Regions from separate parts of the Homo sapiens genome. Here all the other regions are linked to region 3. A link is a contact called in ENCODE Hi-C or POLR2A ChIA-PET data. All regions are on one chromosome and are shown on one strand. The core of a region is the stretch at or near the end of the contact, and the rest is flanking DNA. Distances in the headings are between cores, read along the strand shown.

Region 1 (3,586 bases), core at 593-3,092, 560 kb before region 3:
TCGTCCCTGCTCATCTCCACCCTCCCAAGCTCACCCACAGCCTTAGAAACGGGCGACCGTTCCCTGGCTCTGACTCAGTGTGTGGTGTTTATCTGCCTGCGAAAAACCAGAAATTATAAAAACTCAGAGAAGGCTTCACCTCTGCCAAAAAAGATGATTCCACCTCGAGACACAGCTCTCCCTGGGGCTGTGGGGTTGGCAGCTGCTGTGTTCCCGAGGTTTCAATGAAACTGAATGCCCCAAAACAATGCATGCTGATTTGCAAACCTCAGATGGAACCAAAATTTTCATTTCCCCACCATGCACTACAAAACAAAACAGAGATTTTGGCTCGGATTTTTGGCTCAGCTCCCAAACAGCCCAGTGTGAACCAGAACCCAGGCGTCCCCACGGGGTCTGTGTGTCGGGCTCTGCTTCTCCCTCCGCTCTTCTGTCTCCAGGTCCTGCAGACTGTGGAGGGGACAGGCCATAGGAAAGGATTAAGTCTCCTCATCTACCACTTTATTGTTGATCTAGAACTTTCTAGACCTTGAGGATTTTGACAAAATGTGAATCTCCAATTATTTTGTGCAGCAGACATTTCAGAGGCAGAATGGTGGGAGGCTGTTGAATGGAGGGTGCACTGGATACTTTAGGCAAATTACTCGATTGAGCATAGCCTGTTTCTCCTTTGTAAAGTAGAGAAGACAGTGCGTACTTTCTCCATTTCACTGTTTTCTTCTGTGGATCAAAATGAGACAGCATTAAAGCACTCTGTGGTAGGGGTTGTTCCCAGTCTTAAGACTTCTTGGATCATGAAACATGACACAACATGGATGAAACTTGAAAATATGAAGCTAAGTGAAAGAAGCCAGGCACAAAAGACCACACGTTGCATGATTCCATTTATATGAAATGTCCAGAATAAACAAATTCATAGAGACAGAAAGTAGATTAGTGTTTGCCAGGGGCTGGTGAGAGTGTGGTTAGGGGGGATTGGTGAGTGACAGTTCATGGGTATAGTGTTTCTTTCTGGAGTTGATGAAAATATTCTGAAAGTAGACAGCGGTGCTATATATAGTGGGGATAGGAGTGAATATACTAGAAACCATTGAATGGTACACCTTATTTTTGTTTCATTTATCATTATTATTTTTTTGAGGCAGGGTCTCCCCTTTATCACCCAGGCTGGAGTGCAGTAGCATGATCATGGCCCACTGCAGCCTCAAACTCTTAGCTCAGGTGATCCTTCCACTTCAGCCTCCCAAGCAGCTGGGATCACGGGCATGCACCACTATACTCAGCTAATTTTTAAGTTATTTGTAGAGATGGAGTCTCCTTATGTTGCACAGGCTGGTCTTGAACTCCTGAACTCAAGTGTTCCTTGTGCCTCAGCCTCCCAAAGTGCTGGGATTACAGGTTTGAGCCACTGCACCTGGCCAATGGTACACTTTAAATCAGTGAATTGTATGGACTGTGAATTATATGTCAATAAAGCTGTTATAAAGAAGAAAAGAGCATATGCTCAGATCACTAGATATTTTGAGTTTTCAAGAGAAGCAGTGTTTCAGGATTAGGTTAGCTACCTATAACAGTAACTTCACCATTACAGTGGCTTAAGTAAGAAAGAAGTGCATTTTTACTTATGGAGAAGTCAGGAGGTAGGTAGTTCAGGGCTGGTTTTGTGGCTTCTTAGAGTCTACAGGGACTTAGGTTCTTCTCTCTCCTGTGCCATTCTCAGCCAGTGGCTTCCACTGTCAAGGCCAATTCAGAGTTCAAAATGGCCACTTGTTTTTATCCAGGCAGCAGGAAGAAGAAAGGAGGAAAGAATGAAAGCCACCCCCTAACCCTTGCGCCACCTTCTTCTTTCATCTCATTGGCCAAAACTGAGTCACATGGTCTCACTTTGCCACAAGGGAGGCTGGGAAATGTAGTCTTTTAGTTGGGCACATTGCTGCGCTGTCTAAAAATCAGGATTTGTAATTAAAGAAGCAGGGAAAACATCAGCTTGGTAAACATCAGCATCTGCCACTGCTTTTAGGTGAAATTCTGGTTGGTAATTTGACCCCCCCTTTTTAAAAATACCTTGCAGAACAAACTGAACACACCTGCAGTCTGGACTCACTGCAGGTAGGCCTGCTGGATTGGCTGTGGCTCTGTGGGGAGATGGGAGTGGGAAACCTTGTCCACTATGGCTTTGCAGATGTCAGTGGTTTGAAAGCAGCTATAGTTAAAATAAGGACAGTGCTGAGTCACTGTGAGGTGGTGGAGAGAGAGAACACACAAGTGCTTGGCAAACACAGAGAGCACAAACACACGAAGTCACAGTGTGGCTCTGCCACCGCATGGTTCAGACAAAAGCTCTGGGCTCTGCACAAAGGCTCCACAGCATCCAGGCTGCTGGGCAGACAGGAAGGGGCACAGCAATCTGAGTCATGGCGCCCTTCCTGTTGTGTTCTGCGTTTGCATTTTCTTTGAATATAAACCAAAAGCATTACAAACTATAGATGTAATTTGGACATGAAGGAACAAGGACAAAAAGTCAATAATTACTCACTCTGGACATGACCTTGTCACTGCCTCACCTTCACTTCCGGCAAGGCAAGAGCCATTCACGCTACTAATGACGTCTCCCGGGAAGATCGCATAATAAGCCTTGGTCAGAAAGCTGTATTTTTTGATAGGCAGGAAGCCCATGGACCTTTACTGCAATGTGTTCCGCAGGCTGCTCTAAGTTGCTGAGAAGGCCTCTTGGGGAGAGGAAGCGGGCCTTGGGTAGGGTGGCGTGGCGCTGTCAGATGCATCATGCCTACTCCCCAGGTGCAGGAAGGCTCAGGTGTGCAAGTCCAGAGGGTCGAGGAGTGCTGGGCCAGCCCAAGACAGGCCATAGAGGTTCCAGCATTGTCCTGAGCTCGCAGAGTGACTTTCTTTTCTCATTTTCAAAAGATGAGGCTGTGCGAAACTTCTTTTTGGAGCATCTCCCTTGCTGTCAAACCAAGTCTCTCATCTTCTAGGAGTCAGTCTTTTCATGGTGGCAGATCTTGGAGTTAGACAAGCCTGGCTCAATATACAGCTCCAATTATTTATTGTATCCCAAAATGCAGTGGCTTGAAACAGGCCCATTTGATTAGATATGAATTTGGGTAGGTGGACCTCCATCAGAAGGTCTTTCGGTTCCACATGGCTGTGGTTGGGGCTCATTCAGGGGTACTTACCTAGCCACTGGTGTGGGTCTAGAGGGTACCTGGTGGCTTGGGTGGTGCCTGGAAGACTGGGCTCCTCTGGGGCTCTCCACATGGCCTTCTCAGCCCAGTAGCTGGACTTCTGACATGGCAGCTCAAAGCTCCAAGAGATGGGAAACGGACCCAGAGATGGATTCTTAGTCCACTGCTGTCTTACTCATCCTCAATTTAAAAGAAACACTGGAGGCAGTGTTAAAGATTCATACCCCCAAACAGCCCCAATTTTCCATCCCCAACCTGTATCCATTTCCTTTGAATGTCATATACAGTAGCCTTGACATAAGTAATTCCATCTTAGAAGAAGTCTGAATCTTACATTTCGCAAGGCTCTTTGCCAACAGGGAACAGATGTTTTGCCTGATCAA
Region 2 (3,229 bases), core at 503-3,002, 950 kb after region 3:
TGTTTTGACTCAAGTAGTGATCACTACAGGCCGTCTTTGGGAATGCAGTAGAATTTTAGTTTCATAGATCCTAAATATTTGATTGTTTTTATACATTTGATGATTGGACACCCTACATAGAATACTTTTTTAAGGTACTAGCAAATAATATATGAAGGGAAAAGAAAGCATTCTTCCTGTAGCATCTCGAATATAAAGATTTTGTTATTTAGTATTAGATTTTAAAAATTATTTTGTATCCTCTGATTTCTTATAGATGAAAATATGCCTACTAAAAAACAATGAAAATACTTTTTCAGAATATAAGCACTATATATAATATTTGAAAATATTATCCATAAAAGTTAGAAGAAAATAATAATTAGTGCTTGATGCCACTATTCAAAGACACACCACTTTAATTTGGTGAGCCTCTTTTTGGTTTTTCACCCTTATTTTCATAAAGCTGCGATGCATGCTTCATACATAATTGTGCATGTTGCTGCCTCCTTCTCCCAGCTGCCCGACGTGTCATCTCAGGTCACCAGAAACTTTGACAGGAAACAGCAATTTCTTTTTTTTTTCTTTGAGACTGGGTCTCACTTTGTCACCCAGGCTGGAGTGCAGTGACAATCACGGCTCACTGCAACCTTGACCTCCCAGGCTCAAGCGATTTGTCCACCTCAGCCTCTTGTAAACAGCATTTTTATGGCTAATAACCCATCGTATGAATGTGGCTTAGACTGCCCAACCACAGCCTAATTTGGGGTTTTTATGTTTTCTTCTGTTCTTTGCCCTTATAATGTGGCAGGAAATATATGTGGATAAAACACTTTTCCCATACTTTGGCTTATTTCATTTCAAGCTTCTAAAAGTGAGATTAATGAGTCAGAAGGTATGAATATAAGGCTTTTTGTCAAATTGATTTCCTAGAGGGTGATTCATTATACTTTTTCACCGGCATTGAGGTCAAGTGTCCTGGGAGTAGGACTGTTGAAAATGTAAAAAGTCACTTCAGTTCTGGAATTTATCTTGCTTTGCTTTGTTTTGTTACACTTTTTTGCCCTCTCCTGATGCTCACCTGGGGTCACACATTGCCTCTGGTTGTCATATGTCTTTCATCTCTTTCAATCTAGAGCAGTGGTTCTCAATTAGGGAGTGGATATTGTCTCCTAGAGGTCATTTGGAAATGTCTGGAGATAGTTTTGATTGTCAGAATCAAGGGGGTGGCTACTGGCATCTAGTGAGTAGAGGCCAAACATGCTGCTAAACTTCTCACAGTACGTAGGGTGGTCCCTTGCAGCATAAACGTGTCTGGCCCAAGATCTCAGCAGTTGAAAAGTCCCAATCTAGAACAGTATTTTAACTTTTTCTTTTTGTGACATTGCCTTAAAAGAAAATTGAAGTCAAAGTCACATAACATAGAATTAACCATTTTAAAGTATAAAATTTACTGGCTTTCAGTATATTCACAGTTTTGTGCAGTTACCATTTCTTTCTAGTTTCAAAACTTCTCATTACCCCGGAAGAACACCCTGCACCCATTAAGTAGTTTCACCATGCCCCCATCCCCCAGCCCCTGGCAACCACTTACCTCTTTTCTGTTTCTGTGGATGTTTGCCTAATCTGGACACTTCATATAAACGGAATCATATAATATGTGGGCTTTTGTATCTGGCTTCTTTCTTTGAGCATGTTTTTGAGGTTCATCCATGTGATAGCACTTGTCAGTACTTCATTGCTTTTGGTGGCTGGATAATATTTCATTGTCAGCATTTGAAAGGAATTTGGGTTGTTTCCACTTTTGGCTATGCTGCTCTGTATATTCATGTATGAGTTTTCTGTGTGGATAGATGATTCATTTCTCATGGTCTATACCTGGTATCGGAATTGCTGCGTCACTTGGTGTATGTTTAACTTTTTGAGGAACTGCCAGACTCTTTTTTCACAGCAGCTGCACCATTTTATATTCCTACCAGTAATGTACAAAGATTTCAGTTTCTCCACATCCTCATCAACACTTATTTTCTACTTTTTATTGTAGCCAGCCCAGTGGGCATAAAGTGGCATCTCATTGTGATTTTGATAAACATTTCCCTAATGGCTAATGACTTCATTTGTATATCTTCTTTGGAGAAATATCTGTTGAAATCCTTTGCCCATTTTTGAACTAGGTTTGTCTTTTTTTGTTGAATTATAAAAGTTCTTTATATATTTTGGCATATGGCGCATATATATATATATAATTTTTTTTTTTTTTTTTTTTTTTGCGACAGGGCCTCACTCTCTCACCCAGGCTGGAGTGCAGTGGTGCAATCGTGGCTCACTGGAGCCTTGACCTCCCGGGCCCAAGTGATCCTCTCACCTCAGCCCCCTAAGTAGCTGTGACTACTGTCATGCACCACCACGCCCTGCTAATTTTTGTATTTTTTTATAGAGACAGGGTTTCGCCATGTTGCTCAGGCTGGTCTCAAACTCCTGAACTCAGGCAGGCAATCTGTCCACCTCGGCCTCCCAAAGTACTGGGATTACAGGCATGAGCCACCATGCCCAGCCTACTTTATATATTTTGGATACTAGACTCTTACCAGATACATGATATGCAAATATTTTCTGCCATTCTGTAGGGGTTTTTTTTACTTTTTTATTTTTATCTATTTATTTATTTTTATTTATTTATTTTTTGAGACAGAGTCTCGCTCTGTCACCCAGGCTAGAGTGCAGTGGCATGATCTCGGCTCACTGCAAGCTCCACATCTCAGGTTCACGCCATTCTCCTGCCTCAGCCTCCCAAGTAGCTGGGACTACAGGCGCCCACTAGCACACTTGGCTAATTTTTTTTTTTTTTTTTTTTTTTGTATTTTTAGTAGAGACAGGGTTTCACCATGTTAGCCAGGAAGGTCCCGATCTCCTGACCTCGTGATCCGCCCGCCTCAGCCTCCCAAAGGGCTGGGATTACAGGCGTGAGCCACCACGCCTGGCGTGGAATTGCTTTCTCAATTCCCTCTTTTGATTGTTCAGTGCTGCTGTGTAGCAGCTGATTTTGTGTGTTGATTTTGTACTTGGCAACTTGGCTGAATTCATATATTATTAGCTTTGGTAGGTGGATTTGTGGATTCTTGGGTATTTTCAATATGTAGGAACATGTCATCTGCTAATAGAGATAGTTTTACTTTTCCTTTCTGATCTGGATGCCTTTCATTTCGTTTTCTTGTCTAATTACCCTTGCTAGAGTATCCAGTATGATGGT
Region 3 (3,217 bases), core at 718-3,217:
GCTTCCTATTATAAAGGGGACAGAAAGGAAAACAATTCTCGCAAGTTTTCTGGCTCCCTCCATTAACTGGCTGGAAATTAGTTTTTGGAGTGTGGCTGCCATGCAAGAGCACCTGAAGAGAGTGGAAAAGGACATGGGGAAGAAGTAAGGAAGTGAGAATCCAGAGACTCTCCAGTGGGCAGCAAGAGACAAGATGTCAAAAAGGTGGGAAAACACTCTTTTGGGGTCCCTCATGCATTATAAAAGATACTACGCCAGAAAGTAAAGAAAGGCTCCTAAATGCTAATTAGCCAACAGGAGAGACCTCAATAAGTTTATAGGCTCCACTAAAGGCTGGAAAGTAAGCTAAAATTTCATAAGCAAAGCAGAAAATAAACAAATCACTACTGCTGAAATCAGGCCCATAAGAACACCAAAGATCCTGGCTCATAAAAGACGTTTTACCAGTCCTTCAACCAACCAGGAGGAATCCAGTTTTCAAACAAACTAATCAGCATTCTTGACTGATCAAGTGGCATAAGCCACTGCCTTGGGTAAAAAGGCAAGTTGCTTTCTTAGTAAGGAAGTCCCATATGGTGGCCATTTCAGTATTCCTTTACCTACACTTTGGGCTTTCCTTATCCATGATTCTGGCCATCTCTGGTGTCCCCAGGTGTCCACATCCCCCCTATAGGATTAACAGATAATGCTGAGTACCATTCTCTCTACATTGCCAACAAAAGATTTCAGCTTTGGTAAACTTAATATGAGGTGGGGGAGGAAGCAACAGTCAATGTGCAGAGTACTACAAAGAATATCAAAACTTGAGAACTTTAAGGGATCTATCACATCTCATCTCCAAACACTTTGACAGACAGGGGAACTTCAAACCAGAAAGGGCACAAGGTCATATGGAGTCACTGACAAAACCACTGCTAGAGTCCAGGCTTCCATGATTCCCAGTCCAGGGCTCTTATCATTAAATAACACAGCCTCCCTTCTTTCCTGGGAGGCACTGCAGGCATGCCATCCCCCTGCCAAGATAATCACCCTCCAAGAGCCCCTCCTCCTATCCCAGTCCCTCCTACAGCACAGCTGAGTTGCAGCTCAAATTAGCAAGTCCCGGAGCAGGGGGCATTTCTGGGAGGGTGCCCAGTCTGAGGGTTGCTGGTACCGAAGAGGAGGGACAAAGATGGAGAAGAAGGTGACATCCCACAAAGGGTTTGGGAGAACTGGGTCCTTGGGGCAGTGGCAGTGAGCCTGCTGGGCTGGATAAAGACACATGCAGTGGCATCTCCCAAAGCGCATTGGGGAAGCAGACCAGCAGTTGGCACCACCTCTAGCAGCAAAAGGAAGGGCTGAGCCTTGATGGGCAGGGAAGCCTGGGGCATCTCCGAGTCCAAGTTGGGCCTCAGGGGTGCCTCCTGGCAGAGTGGCACTGGCGCGCCCGTGAGGTGGCACCAGTGCCCGGGAGGAGGCCCGAGGACACAGATGCCCTGCCTGCCCGTGGGATAGCACCGGCACCCGGCGAAGGCCCAGCCCCCCCGGGAGGTGGCACCGGCGCCCGGCGAACGCCCGACGACCAGGATGCCCAACCCGCCCGTGAGGTGGCACCGACGCCCAGTGAAGGCCAGACGACCAGGATGCCCAGCCCGCCCGTGAGGTGGCACAAGCGCCCGGCAAAGGCCCGACGACCAGGATGCCCAGCCCGCTCGTGGAGTGGCACCCGCGGCTGGCGGAGGCCCAGCCCGCTCGTGAAGTGGCACCGGCGCCCGGCGGAGGCCCGCGGTCCTCACCAGCCGGATCAGCGGCCGCCGTTGCCCAGCCTCCTGCCCCACACGCGGCCTTACCGAGGCACTGCCCCACTGGTGTGCTGAACGGGTTCCCCAGGAGGAACTCCATCTTGGGTGGACAACACGCAGCGGCCCGGGCCCCCTGTCTGCCACCTAGGCCTCCGCTGTAACCCGCCGGACTCCCGTCCTGACTGACACTTGCCCCCTCCCCACTCTCTGGAACGCCGAGCTTAGGGCCTTTGGCCCCGCCCCCTTGCCGCGTCTCTATTGGGGGACACCTACGAAGCCCGCCTCCTATTGGTCGTTACACCTCTGTCAGCAAAGCCCCCACCCACCCCGCAGCGTCCGATTGGGCGGAGGAGCGAGCTAGGTCACCGGAGTCCCTGTCAGCCGTGGCGGCACCTCCCCTGGCCCGCCCCCAAAGGGGAAGCTGCGCATTTTGATTCCTCTGTATATTGGTCAATCTAAAGGATTCTTACTATTATTGGACAAAAGACGAGTCAATCACGCAAATGGACGGAACAGAGGTGAATCTAGGAATATCCCCGCCCATAGAAAGTACTGATTGGAGAAACATTTGTTTTCTCTACGGCTGGTTGGTGTAAGGAGTGTTTCACCACACGGAGATGTGGTCACGTGACTTGTCAACTTTCACCCAGGATGTCTCCCTTCTGACTTCCCCTTAGCAACCAAGTCGCGGCGCTTGGTTCCCCAGCAACCGGGAGACGCGTCTGCTGCGTGGAACCGCCGAGTTCCCAGCGCTTGAGAAGGTGAGACCTGGGAGCTGAGGCTCCCGGAGGACTTGCAGGGACAGATAGTGCCCGACGTAACTCTTTCCTGTGACCTTTTTCTCGGAGAACGCCGGCCCGGCCCTTCTCATTTATAAAATGAGCACGTAGGTCCTCTCCCAGCCACTTTACAGTCGTGTGAGACAGCCAAGACACTTTAGTCCTGGGCTTGTCAAGCTTTTGAATAAAAAAAAAAAAAAATACTAAGGAAGCATTTCCCGAGGGAGCAGGGCCAGAATGGATTTTTAAGGGGTTCCGTCTTCCAGCCTCCTTTCATAGAAAGAGAGGTACCCGGTCCACTGATAACTTTTCCCAGAATTTAGCCATCATAACTGACCTCATAACTATCAAATGATTTCATCTTGGTACTGTATATACCGCTTTGGATGTGAATACGGCTACTCAAGTTCTGTATCCGTCTCTGTCAGTAACTCATTGTACGACTTTGGACAAGTTCCTTTACCTCCCTGGAGCCTCAGGTTCCCTAGCTGGGAAATAAGGGCATTAGGACTCCCTTTTTATGGCCTCCGGAGCTTACATGTACTTAAATAATGCATGTGCACTGAGCACACAGTAAGCATTCAGTAAGTGATTGATTTTATTCTTTTTTAAGAAAAATTTTGTTCATTATTTATTTATTTATTTATTTTTTATTTT

What was found. Hi-C counts contacts between places; a loop is a spot of excess contacts on that map. ChIA-PET counts read pairs that join two places held with the same protein, here RNA polymerase II (POLR2A). Pooled maps may share reads with other maps.
Region 1: a pooled map shows a loop between it and region 3 (4-fold over the local background). The contact joins the enhancer-like site here to the promoter of TOM1L2 in region 3. A Hi-C loop is called at or near these places in 2 of 50 pooled maps. POLR2A ChIA-PET finds 5 or more read pairs at or near these places in 2 of 52 experiments (activated CD4-positive, alpha-beta T cell and naive thymus-derived CD8-positive, alpha-beta T cell).
Region 2: a map with no recorded cell type shows a loop between it and region 3 (9-fold over the local background). The contact joins the enhancer-like site here to the promoter of TOM1L2 in region 3. A Hi-C loop is called at or near these places in 2 of 37 single-sample maps with no recorded cell type and 2 of 50 pooled maps. POLR2A ChIA-PET finds 5 or more read pairs at or near these places in 1 of 52 experiments (GM10248).

Annotation. Positions count from the first base shown.
Region 1 is chr17:17,414,394-17,417,979 of GRCh38, forward strand. No RefSeq gene overlaps it. Among named protein-coding and RNA genes, the nearest start is that of MED9, 61 kb to the right of the region's middle. RefSeq lists an enhancer at 2,158-2,302 and a cis regulatory region at 2,225-2,235. Within about 2 kb of position 1,843, at least 17 of the 41 ENCODE cell types and tissues checked have a DNase peak (open chromatin) inside an H3K27ac peak, as active enhancers do.
Region 2 is chr17:18,920,444-18,923,672 of GRCh38, forward strand. All of the region lies in intron 9 of PRPSAP2 (phosphoribosyl pyrophosphate synthetase associated protein 2), which reads left to right. Among named protein-coding and RNA genes, the nearest start is that of SLC5A10, 30 kb to the right of the region's middle. RefSeq lists an enhancer at 1,753-1,832. Within about 2 kb of position 1,753, at least 7 of the 41 ENCODE cell types and tissues checked have a DNase peak (open chromatin) inside an H3K27ac peak, as active enhancers do.
Region 3 is chr17:17,970,433-17,973,649 of GRCh38, forward strand. TOM1L2 (target of myb1 like 2 membrane trafficking protein) reads right to left here and starts at 1,968. Exons shown (of 15, transcript NM_001082968.2): 1 at 1,830-1,968. The coding sequence starts at 1,881. DRC3 (dynein regulatory complex subunit 3) reads left to right here and starts at 2,430. Exons shown (of 14, transcript NM_031294.4): 1 at 2,430-2,542. RefSeq lists enhancers at 1,461-2,030, 2,402-2,721 and a silencer at 1,672-1,721.